2 separate regions of the Homo sapiens genome follow, and region 2 is linked to region 1. The links are chromatin loops, found by intact Hi-C in ENCODE. Cell type or tissue: Panc1. All regions are shown on one strand. Region 1 holds the start of LOC105371076 (a long non-coding RNA gene). Region 2 overlaps GRIN2A (glutamate ionotropic receptor NMDA type subunit 2A).

The links. Hi-C counts contacts between places; a loop is a spot of excess contacts. Peaks named below come from ENCODE experiments on the same cell type or tissue, not always from the same donor. Only the 100,000 strongest peaks of a DNase experiment are listed, where the experiment ranks them.
Region 2: a loop joins it to region 1, with 4 times the contacts of the local background. A loop is called at or near these places in 23 of 110 quality-filtered maps.

What each region holds. Positions count from the first base shown.
Region 1 is chr16:10,029,575-10,034,574 of GRCh38, reverse strand. All of the region lies in intron 2 of GRIN2A (glutamate ionotropic receptor NMDA type subunit 2A), which reads left to right. LOC105371076 (a long non-coding RNA gene) reads right to left here and starts at 2,939. Exons shown (of 3, transcript XR_933061.2): 1 at 2,884-2,939; 2 at 716-916. In Panc1, CTCF peaks have their summits at 2,712 and 2,920 (motif pointing left); no DNase peak of the experiment used is centred here.
Region 2 is chr16:10,174,604-10,179,603 of GRCh38, reverse strand. All of the region lies in intron 2 of GRIN2A (glutamate ionotropic receptor NMDA type subunit 2A), which reads left to right. Among named protein-coding and RNA genes, the nearest start is that of GRIN2A, 5.3 kb to the left of the region's middle. In Panc1, a CTCF peak has its summit at 2,590; no DNase peak of the experiment used is centred here; H3K27ac peaks cover 1,967 bases.

The sequences.
Region 1 (5,000 bases):
TCTGAGCCAGTTTTTTTTTTTTTTTTTTTTTTTTTTTTTGCTTTTTTTTGACGTGGGGTCTCACTCTTATCGTCCAGCCTGGGGTGCAGTGACACGATCTTGGCTCACTGCAACCTCCGCCTCCTGGGTTCAAGCACTTCTCCTGCCTCAGCCTCCCGAGTAGCAGGGACTATAGGCATGTGCTAACATTCCGGCTAATTTTTTGGATTTTTAGTAGAGATAGGGTTTCACCATATTGGCCAAGATGGTCTCGCACTTCTGGTCTCAAGTGATCAGCCTTCCTCAGCCTCCCGAAGTGCTAGGATTACAGGCATGAGCCACCATGCCCGGCCCTGAGCCAGTTTTGCCCCAAGTTGCTAAGCTTCCCTGATCACTGACCAGTCTGAAGGCAGATAAACACAAAGCCTTTGTCTATGGGACACTTATGATTTGGTTGCAGAGAAGGTGGACCTTCACACTGCCAATCTCAGTTCTCACGGCCGCCTGGCATCAGGAAGGCATTAATCTCTGCCAAGGCTCTGTCCTCTTCACCTTTCAGCAGGTGTTCCTTGCTGGTTGTTTGGCCCGGTTGATAGGAAAAAAAGAAGAGAGAGTGGGCCCGTGTGCCTCTGTCTCCTCTTTGCTCAATGACCCAAGAAGGCAGGAGAAGGAAGGCACTTCTCAGCTGCCTTTCCTATGGTTGGCTGCTGGGCTGGGATGGAGCTGGGGAACTTACCTCTTGTGACGAACGATGAAGAAGCAGGGATTTCATGCAGCATCAGCATACGCACAAGGCTGTGTTGGGAAGAACAAGGACAGGGCTCCAGAGAGGACTGACTGCAGCTGCCCCTTTAATGCTGGTCGCACATGCTTGCTTCTCTCTGGCTCCCCTCCCGGACTGCATGGATAGCTTTGTTCACACCTGAATGCCTGGTGCCTGGGTTCCAGAAAGGCATAGCTTTCATTTCTGAGCATTTTATATGTGCCTTGAGATTAACCATCACCATGAACAGATTTGGAAACAGGTTTGGAGGGATTACGAGACTTGCCCAAACACATTTAGCTTGATGGGGAGAAGATCATGGCCCTGTTCTAACCCCTCACTCTCAGTTTTGTTTCATCACATCATCCTGTTTATTTTCATCGTAGCTTGTATCACAATTGCCAATTTTCTTGCTTGTTGTTGTGTTTAGTGTCTGTCTACCCCTCCAGGCTCTGGGTTTCTGATAGCGGCACCTGTGTTTCCTGGGTTTACCTTGGTATCCTGAGTTGGTAACACAGGCCCATCATACAGCCAAAGCTCTACAGTGTTTGTTAACAAAATGAATGAATGAATGATTTGAACCCAGACCTATTTGGCCAAAGCCTCACTCTGTAACCTCTGCTCACTGCAGAGTTCCATGTGGTACAATCTTGCTTGGCAAATGTTGATGGAATTATAACAGTTCACGGTTGGTAGGTGGGGGTGTCAGATACATGCATCTGGGAAAGTCACAGAAATTCACCCCAATATAGGTATAATCACGTGCCCAGGAATGCAGGGCAAACTTTGCCCACAGGTGCAAACCAGCTGGGGCACCTGTGGTATCCTAGGAGCCTGGTGTGCTTAAAAGCATGGTGTAGTCATGGGTTCGAGAAACTCTCCACTGGGTAAGGACACTGGATATATGGACACAAGAAACTCTCCATTGGTTAAGGACAATGATAAGGAAACTCTCCATTGGGTGAGGACACTGAACTCTTTCACATGAGCAGAGACTTATGTTAGGAGTTGCAGCTGGGAGTCAGGCAGAAGCTATGATGAAAGCTCTCTGGGCCTCAGTTTCCCCATTTGTTGTTTGGTGTGTGTTCCACCACTGTTGTTTAATGGCTCAGAGTGGAGACCGGCATTAAACTGTGTTCGTTCAACCCTGAATCCACCACTTTCTAGGGGTGTGCCTACTGGAAAGTTTTCATTTTCCTTGGTGCCTCAGTTCCTCGTCTGTGAAATGGGGATAATGATAGTATTTACCTTTGAAGGTGGGTTGCAAGGGCTGAAAGTTAATTTATATAAAGCACTTGGAACACATGGTAAATGTCTGGCTGTTTTGATGAGAAGATTCAATGAGATACTGACTTTTCATAATGCAAAAGGCGCTAAAAGAAACTCAGCAGAGGTGGCATTTAGATCAAGGTATCTCTGTGGAAGGTATCAAATTAGATGAAAGGCTTAGAGGTGGGTAGACCCACATTTAAAAAAAATCACTTAATTTGTACAGTGTGCGCCAATTGTTGTTTATAAAATATCATCCATTTTATGTCATTGAAGTCTCCCATGTCTCTCTGGCATAGCCATCGTTACCCAAGGCTCAACAAGCTTGAAGTAGCTTGTTTGAAGGTCACAGCTCTTTAGTTATTTGTTCATGGATTTCTTGAAAGCCTACTATATGCTAGGCTCAGCATAAAATGGGGTCCAAAACCAGGTGCTGTTTCTGCTCATGTGAATCTGACAGTCTAGAGAAGGAGGGACATATTTCAAAAAAGTATCATGCAAGTAAATACGATGCGCTGTAATAAGTACTGTGTGACCCACCCAGGAAGGTCAGAGAAGGTTCCCTGAGGACATGGGCTGAAACTGAGATGTGAAGACTAGGGTGGGTGACAGAGGGAAGGGAAAAGCATTGCAGGAAGTGGAAAGAGACTGGGCATAGGCCCTGTGGCCGGAGGGATCATAGCAAATGTCTGGTCTGAAAAAAATTGCCTGAGAAGACCCTGGTGCTTGGAGGGTAAGAGTGAAGGAGGTCAGAGCAGAACCGTGCTGAGACCCTCAGGCCACATTTGGGTGTTGCATCTTTGCTATAAGAGCAGAAAGAAACCACTAAAGATTTTAAAGCCAGGGTGGATGGTGGTGAACATGAGATTTACCTTCCAGAAGCATCCTCTGGTGGCCACGTGGAGAACTGGCTGCAGGGGAGAGGAGTGCAGGCAGTAAGTTACAGTTGCTAAGAAACATTCACCATTCCATGGGTAATTATTGTGCACCACTGTCTACGGGCTCTCTGCTGGGTGCCAGGAACGCAGCACTGACCACGACAAAGCCCCTGCCTTAGAGAGATGACGTTTCTGTATAAGGACAGAGACGGCAAATGGACAAGCAAGTGAATGAATGTGGCAGGAAGCAGTGTGGCTGGGAAGAAATACTTAAAAGCAGGGCGAGAGACTAGAGCATATTGGCTGCCATTTAGGCAGGAAAAACCTCTTGTGCTGACATTTGAAGTGAAGGGACACCCATGTGAGTATCTGGGGGAAGGGCTTTCCAGGGGGCAGCACAGCAATGGCAAAGACCCTGAGGTGGGAACAGGCTCAGGGTATTGGAAGACCATCATAGAAGTCATTGTGGCTGCAGAGAAGGATTAAAAGAGGCAGATTGTAAAGGCCACATTGAGGATTTACGTATTTTATTTAGAGGGTGAGAAGAGGCCATTGGAAGCCAGATCTGGGAAGTGACGTGAACTAAGTGCGATTCCAGCGTAGGCTTCTTCTCTTCTCAAATTCTGGCCCCCACACCACTTTCCCGAGTTCAGATTTCTCCCTGGCCTCATGATAGTAGTATTTTTAACAAGTCAGCAGCCAGTATGGCAGAGCCTACCCCCTAGATGGTGCATGAGACATACCAAAGAAGCTTCACTTTTCACTTTTTTAGGGCAACAAATAATACATCTATTTATTGCTTTTTCCACTAGAATGTGGGCACTTTGACAGCAATTTTGCTCACTGCTGTATCTCTGAAGCCTTAAATAGTATCTGAGATTGTAGCTGTCGATAACTATTTGCTGAGTTAATAGATGATCACCCTGCACTTAAGTTTCTATGTAATGACTCCTGGCCAGAGAGCAGAGATTCAGCAAAGAAGAAGGTAAAAAGAAGGGAAAGATGAGAGAGACCCCTTTATAACTCATCAATGTAAAAAACACAAAATAAAAAGTCTTGAGCTTAAGAGAGAATGCAGTAGAAAACATCAACAAGAAAACCTTTCTGTCTGAAAACGCCTGATCCTTGTGTGAGACCTTTCCAGGATATGTGGGTTTTCAGGTAGCATCTTCACCCCCAGGGCAACAGTAAGTGCAGGCAGGAGACCAAAACCAATACCCTTGCCCTCATCCCCATAGCAGGGGTGAAGTCTGAGCACGTGACTGGACACAGCAGCCACACGCCTTTGGTGTCTTCCAAGGAGGCAGTGTCTCACCTGTGCACATGCTATTCATACAAACACAACATGATCTGGAGCAGAGAAGGGCATAGGAAACTCAGCAGGGGTATATTATATTTTCTGCCAGAACTGACAGTAATATTGAATGATGAGAGAAATGCAGTAATATTGAAGGACGAGAGAAATGAGAGTTGTATAACATTTAATGATTTTTTTTTAAAAAATCACCCAAGAACGTGAAGATGATTTGAAACGCCTCTGAAAATGATCCCTTCCTGTCCATAGGCAGCCCAGCTTGCACATAGCCCGTGCTTGCTTTACACAATCAGTGATAAACTTTGAAGATGCTGCAGCCTCCATTGAGTTTCTTTTTGTATATATATACTTTTATTTATTTATTTATTTTTTTGGAGACAGAGTCTCACTCTGTGGCCCAGGCTAGAGTGCAGTAGTGCAATCTCAGCTCACTGCAACCTCTGCCTCCCGGGTTCAAGCAATTCTCCTGTCTCAGCCTCCTGAGTAGCTGGGATTACAGGCATGCAGCACCACACCTGGCTAATTTTTGTATTTTTAGTAGAGACGGGGTTTTACCATGTTGGCCAGGCTGGTCTCGAACTCCAGACCTCAGGTGATCTACACCCCCTTCGGCCTCCCAAAGTGCTGGGATTACAGGCGTGAGCATTGTGCCAGGTCTGAGTTTCTACTTTAATTGGCTGCCTTACGCAAACCATGAAGAAGCCCCTGCATGAATAAGGCAGGAAACTTTTTAGTCCCAGACTAGGTGAGACATATGCCGTATCCCCAAAATAAATGTTGGGGCATTAACTTTTAA
Region 2 (5,000 bases), 150 kb before region 1:
CCTGATTGTTTTGTGGGAAAATGTCCATTTTTTCCTCTTATGGTAAGTGACTAAAACTATTTCTAAAAATTATTAAATGTGGGTAGGTTCTGGAAGAAAATGCAAAGTTTTTAGGTAAAGCACAAAAGGGCAGAAAAAATGTCATGCTTCCTCTGACTCTGCAGTTAGAGGAACAGAGGTGGGGAGTTTGAGAAGCCCTGGGCCAGAGGAGCGGAGGAGAGACCCGTTCCTCAAGGGGAGTGGGTGGGAGTGGAAAGAATTAACTCCAAACCCAGAGCATGGAGGGCCTGGCATTTTCCTTACGTGTTCTTTGTCTGGGGCTCCAAGGCCCTCAGATGAAGGAGTTGGCTCCTGAACAAAGATGGGTCTTGGTACTAAAGTTGGAGAGTCTCAAAATGCAAGAAAGAGTGTACAAAAATCAGTTGGCTCTGAATGAGAGGGAGGGTCTTTTTTGTGGACAGCCTGGGAGCTTTGGTTTGGAGAAGAAGGGAGAGAGATTTGAAGATTTGAAGGCGATGTTATGACAGCCTGGTTTGGGAATTACACAGAAGTGGAGGGAAGGAAGAAGGCTGGAATGAAGAAGTAAAGTGAGGAATGAGAAAAAAGGGAAAGATTGGAGTTGTGTGTGTACTGTCCTCTAAGTCCTGAGAAAAGATTGGGAGTTCAGAAGGCGAGGAAAGAGTAAGTGTACTTGTGTGCCATAGCCTCTAGCCCTGAGACCTTCTTGGAGAGTGTTCCTTAGATGGCAGGAGATATTCTAGTGGAGTGAGCAGACATTCACTGTAGCGCTTTCCTTTTGATGCTCTCAAAGCACTTTTATATTCATCACATCAGCTTTTGCTTCTGTTTCAGCGATTCCTACCAGCTCCTTTGGTAACCGTATTAATTCTTTCAGGTCTCCTGGGCTGCAGCACATTCAGCTGTAGCACACAATTGATGCAGTGTCTTATTAAACATTCATTTTAAATGATTTGCAGGCTAGCAGAATTCCTGTGTGTAGCTGAGCATTTTCCCAGTCACTTCTCAGTTTTGGGGGGCTCCTGTCTGGGAAGAAGAGAGTAGGGACTAGCCATGCTCTGCCACCACTGACAATTTCAGAACTGGAGAGCATCTTAGGGTTTCTTGGAGCATGCTGTAACTTTCAGATGAAGTGACTGAGCCATAGGGGAGTTAAGGGAATTTGCCAAGACCACATAGTGGCTGATGTAGCTAGGTAGCTGAATTTCTGATCCCAAGGTGTGATCTTCCATTCCACTAAATCAAGCCCATACTTTAATGATGTCATCCATCTTCAGGAGGGACAAGGGATCAGTTTCATTTTGTGGGAGGGGCTGAGCATGGAGAGCTATGATGAATCACAGCCTAGAGGGCTTTTGTATGGGAGGGGCCAATCTTCTAAAGAAGGCATTGAGGGAGAAGAACAGCCAGTTTCCAGCCACGCCTTGGAGTATGATTTTGGGATTTAAATATTACCACGGATCCCTTCTTCCTTCTTGAGTTTTTCTAAAGGAGTGATAGACTGGAAACAGTAACCATACTGAAAGTGAAATTTCTGGATCCATGAGGGTTTGGCACAACCCAATGGAGAAATCTGGGAAAAGCTGAATTGGAAAAGGTGGTGTGAGACTGGGAGGTTCCGGGTAGGCTTTGGCTCTTACTTCTAAGTCTCAGTCGATAGGTGTGTGGCTCAGGCTGTCATGTGACTCATTCATCCGAACGTAGGCAGAGAGAAGCCGGAAGAGTGTAGGGTCATGGAAGGGAACCCCCTTGATAGGCAGTGACCCTGCCTGCTAGTGAATCTTGACCCAGTGAATGGCAGGTTGTGACCAACTAGACCAGCAACTGTTCTTCCCTTGAAGGGGGCATTAGAAAGAAAGTTTTGAGAAGTCCAGGGAGTATGGGTGGAAACATTCTTCTCTCCTTTGGGATGAAACTGCGTTTTGGGGATGTGGACCAAAATGTGACCTCACTTAAGAGTAAGAAGAGAAAAGGAATCAGGAAAGGGCAAGAGGAAGATGAGAAAAGACATTTCCAGAGAAATAAAGAATAGAGACTTAAGAGGGGTTGGAGAGAAGAAGAATGAAAGGGTCCATTGGTTCAAAAATGGAGGAGGGGATTCGATACTCCTGATTGTTGTTGGGACTTTCAGAGTTGGTCTTGGAGACATTGGCCACTCTCTGTGATTCTGGTGGAACTGTAGGGAGATGAGGCAAGGTGGCAGGGAAGCAAAGAGCTCAGTGGAGGTAACATCGGGGTATATGTCTGGTCCCCATGTGGAACGGTGATATTGAGAGGAGTTGGGTGATACCAAGAGAAGTTGGTTTAAAAGGTCGTATTTTGAGAAACTGGGGATGTATTTAGAAAGGAGATTGTCTGAGAGGTGAACAGCCCTTCCTTCCATTAGTAACATATATAGATGGCTTGTGCTTCTGCCACATGTTTCATTTAGAGCTGAACATTGAGTTTATTTGTCTCCAAAGAAACAGTCACGGTGCATTGTTTAAAACTCTGCCTTGCCTCGCTTGCAAATGGTATTATGACTACAGCCTCAACCTTCCTAGATTGACAAGGCCTCTGCCTCCTGTTAAAATGATGTTGATTTGGTAAAGTCATCCAGAACACACGTGTGTTATATTTACTTCTACATTGGCAACATGATAGTGCCCCTGCTGGTAAGAATAGTAGTCAATTTGGTTATCAGTTAAAATGAACACACACACACACATTTTTTTAACTTTTTTTATTTTTATTTTTATTTTTACTTTAAGTTCTAGGGTATATGTGCACAACGTGCAGGTTTGTTACATATGTATACATGTGCCATGTTGGTGTGCTGCACCCATTAACTCGTCATTTACATTAGGTATATCTCCTAGTGCTATCCATCCCCCCTCCCCCCACCCCATGACAGGCCCCAGTGTGTGATGTTCCCCTTCCTGTGTCCAAGTGTTCTCATTGTTCAATTCCCACCTATGAGTGAGAACATGCGGTGTTTGGTTTTTTGTCCTTGCGTTAGTTTGCTGAGAATGATGGTTTCCAGCTTCATCCGTGTGCCTACAAAGGACATGAACTCATCCTTTTTTATGGCTGCATAGTATTCCATGGTGTGTATGTGCCACATTTTCCTTCTGTCTGTCTACTTGACCATTGAAGAAAATAACAAAGCCTTATAACAATTGAAATGTCATGCAAATGTGGTGGATTTTTGTGGTGTTAATTTAATTTACAATGGAGGTGCTAATGTTTTGCTCGCATCATTGGGTAGTCTTGCAATATAACTAAATTAGAGGTGAAAATAAGGCTGAGCGAGGTGGTTCACACCTGTAATCCTAGCACTTTGGGAGGCCAAGGCGGGTGGATCACCTGAGGTCAGGAGTTCAAGACCAGCCTGGCCAACATGCTTAAACCCCATCTCTACAAAAATACAAAAATCAGCTGGATGTGGTGGCAGGCCCCTGTAATCCCAGCTACTCAGGAGGCTGAGGCAGGGAGAATTGCATGAACCTGGGAGGTGGAGGTTGCAGCAAGCCAACATCATGCCACTGCGCTCTAGCCTGGGTGACAGAGTGAGACTTTGTCTCAAAAAAAAAAAAAAAAAAAGAAGGAAAATTAAAATCAATAAATAAGAGGTGAAAATAATGCTCGATGTAGATGAAGTTCTAATCTTATCTTGGCTTGGCCATTTTGACCCTGTCTAAGTGAAATACACTCCAGCTGCAGTAATAGTCCCTGGTAAGCCCAGAATATGGGCTAGATCTTTACACTTCTGCTCAGTGTCCTTAACCCTCTCACCCCCCATCACTTCTCCCCATATTCCTAATTGCTCCATGCAGGAAAAGACGAGGCTCAGATTTTAGCTATATCCATCCATGCCAGTTATCACTTGGGTTTCGTTTTCTATGTTATTCCTATGCAAGCCTCATGTCTTCTGCCAGAGTGTAAGTCGTTTGAGGGCAGATTTTTAAAAAAACTGTTTATCTGTATATGTGTATTTGACATGACAAATGCTTCTCTCCTCCGCAGACATATAAAAATAATGCCTTTTCATTGTAGAGCACTTAGGAAATACATTGAAATTTAAAGAAGATAAAAATCTCTCTCCAAATCCTATCACCATGGGTAAACATTACTGACACTTTGGTGTATTTCCTTTTATCTATTTAGTTGCATGCTCAGGATTTTATAGTATATATGGTTTTTCTTATTGTGCTTTGCCCTCTGTGGACTTTCTTAGAGGATTCAAGATTTTCTTTAATTCTGGAGAAAATCTCAGCCGCTATCTGTTGGATTCTTTCTTTCCATCATTCTTTCTATTCTCTCCTTCTGAATATACATGCATATGTATAGTCATGCGTTGCTTCATGGTGGGACACGTTCTGAGAAATGGATCGTTAGGTGATTTAATCGTGTGAACATCACAGAGTGCACTTACACAAACCTAGGTGGTATAGTCTGTTACACACCTAGGCTATGAGCTATAGGCTCTTGCTCCTAGGCTACAAGCCTCTACAGCATACTCTACTGTATGAATGCTATACTAAATATTGTAAGCAACTGTAATACATTGGTGAGTATTTGTGTATCTAAACATATCTAAGCACAGAAAAGGTACAGCAAAAACTTAGAATATAATCTTATGGGACCAGCATTGTGTACTTGTGGTCCATTGTTGACCTAAACCTCCTTATGCAGCACATGACTGTACTATATATATATGTGTAATTTCTCAATCAATTCTCCATGTATCTTGTTTTTTTTTTTTTCCAGTTCTCTGTTTGTGCTGTGTTTGGGAAGGTTTCTTCAATTCTATACTCCAGTTAACTACATCATTTCATTTGTGTCTGGTCTATTATTTTATTTTAGAAAGAAACAGCATGGATGGTCTATTATTTTGACTATCTGTTGAGTTATAGATTTCAACAAGGATATACTTTATTTCCAAGATAATAATTGGTTCCTCTTTACACCTCCCTGTTTTTTTGTGTTATAAATAATGAAAA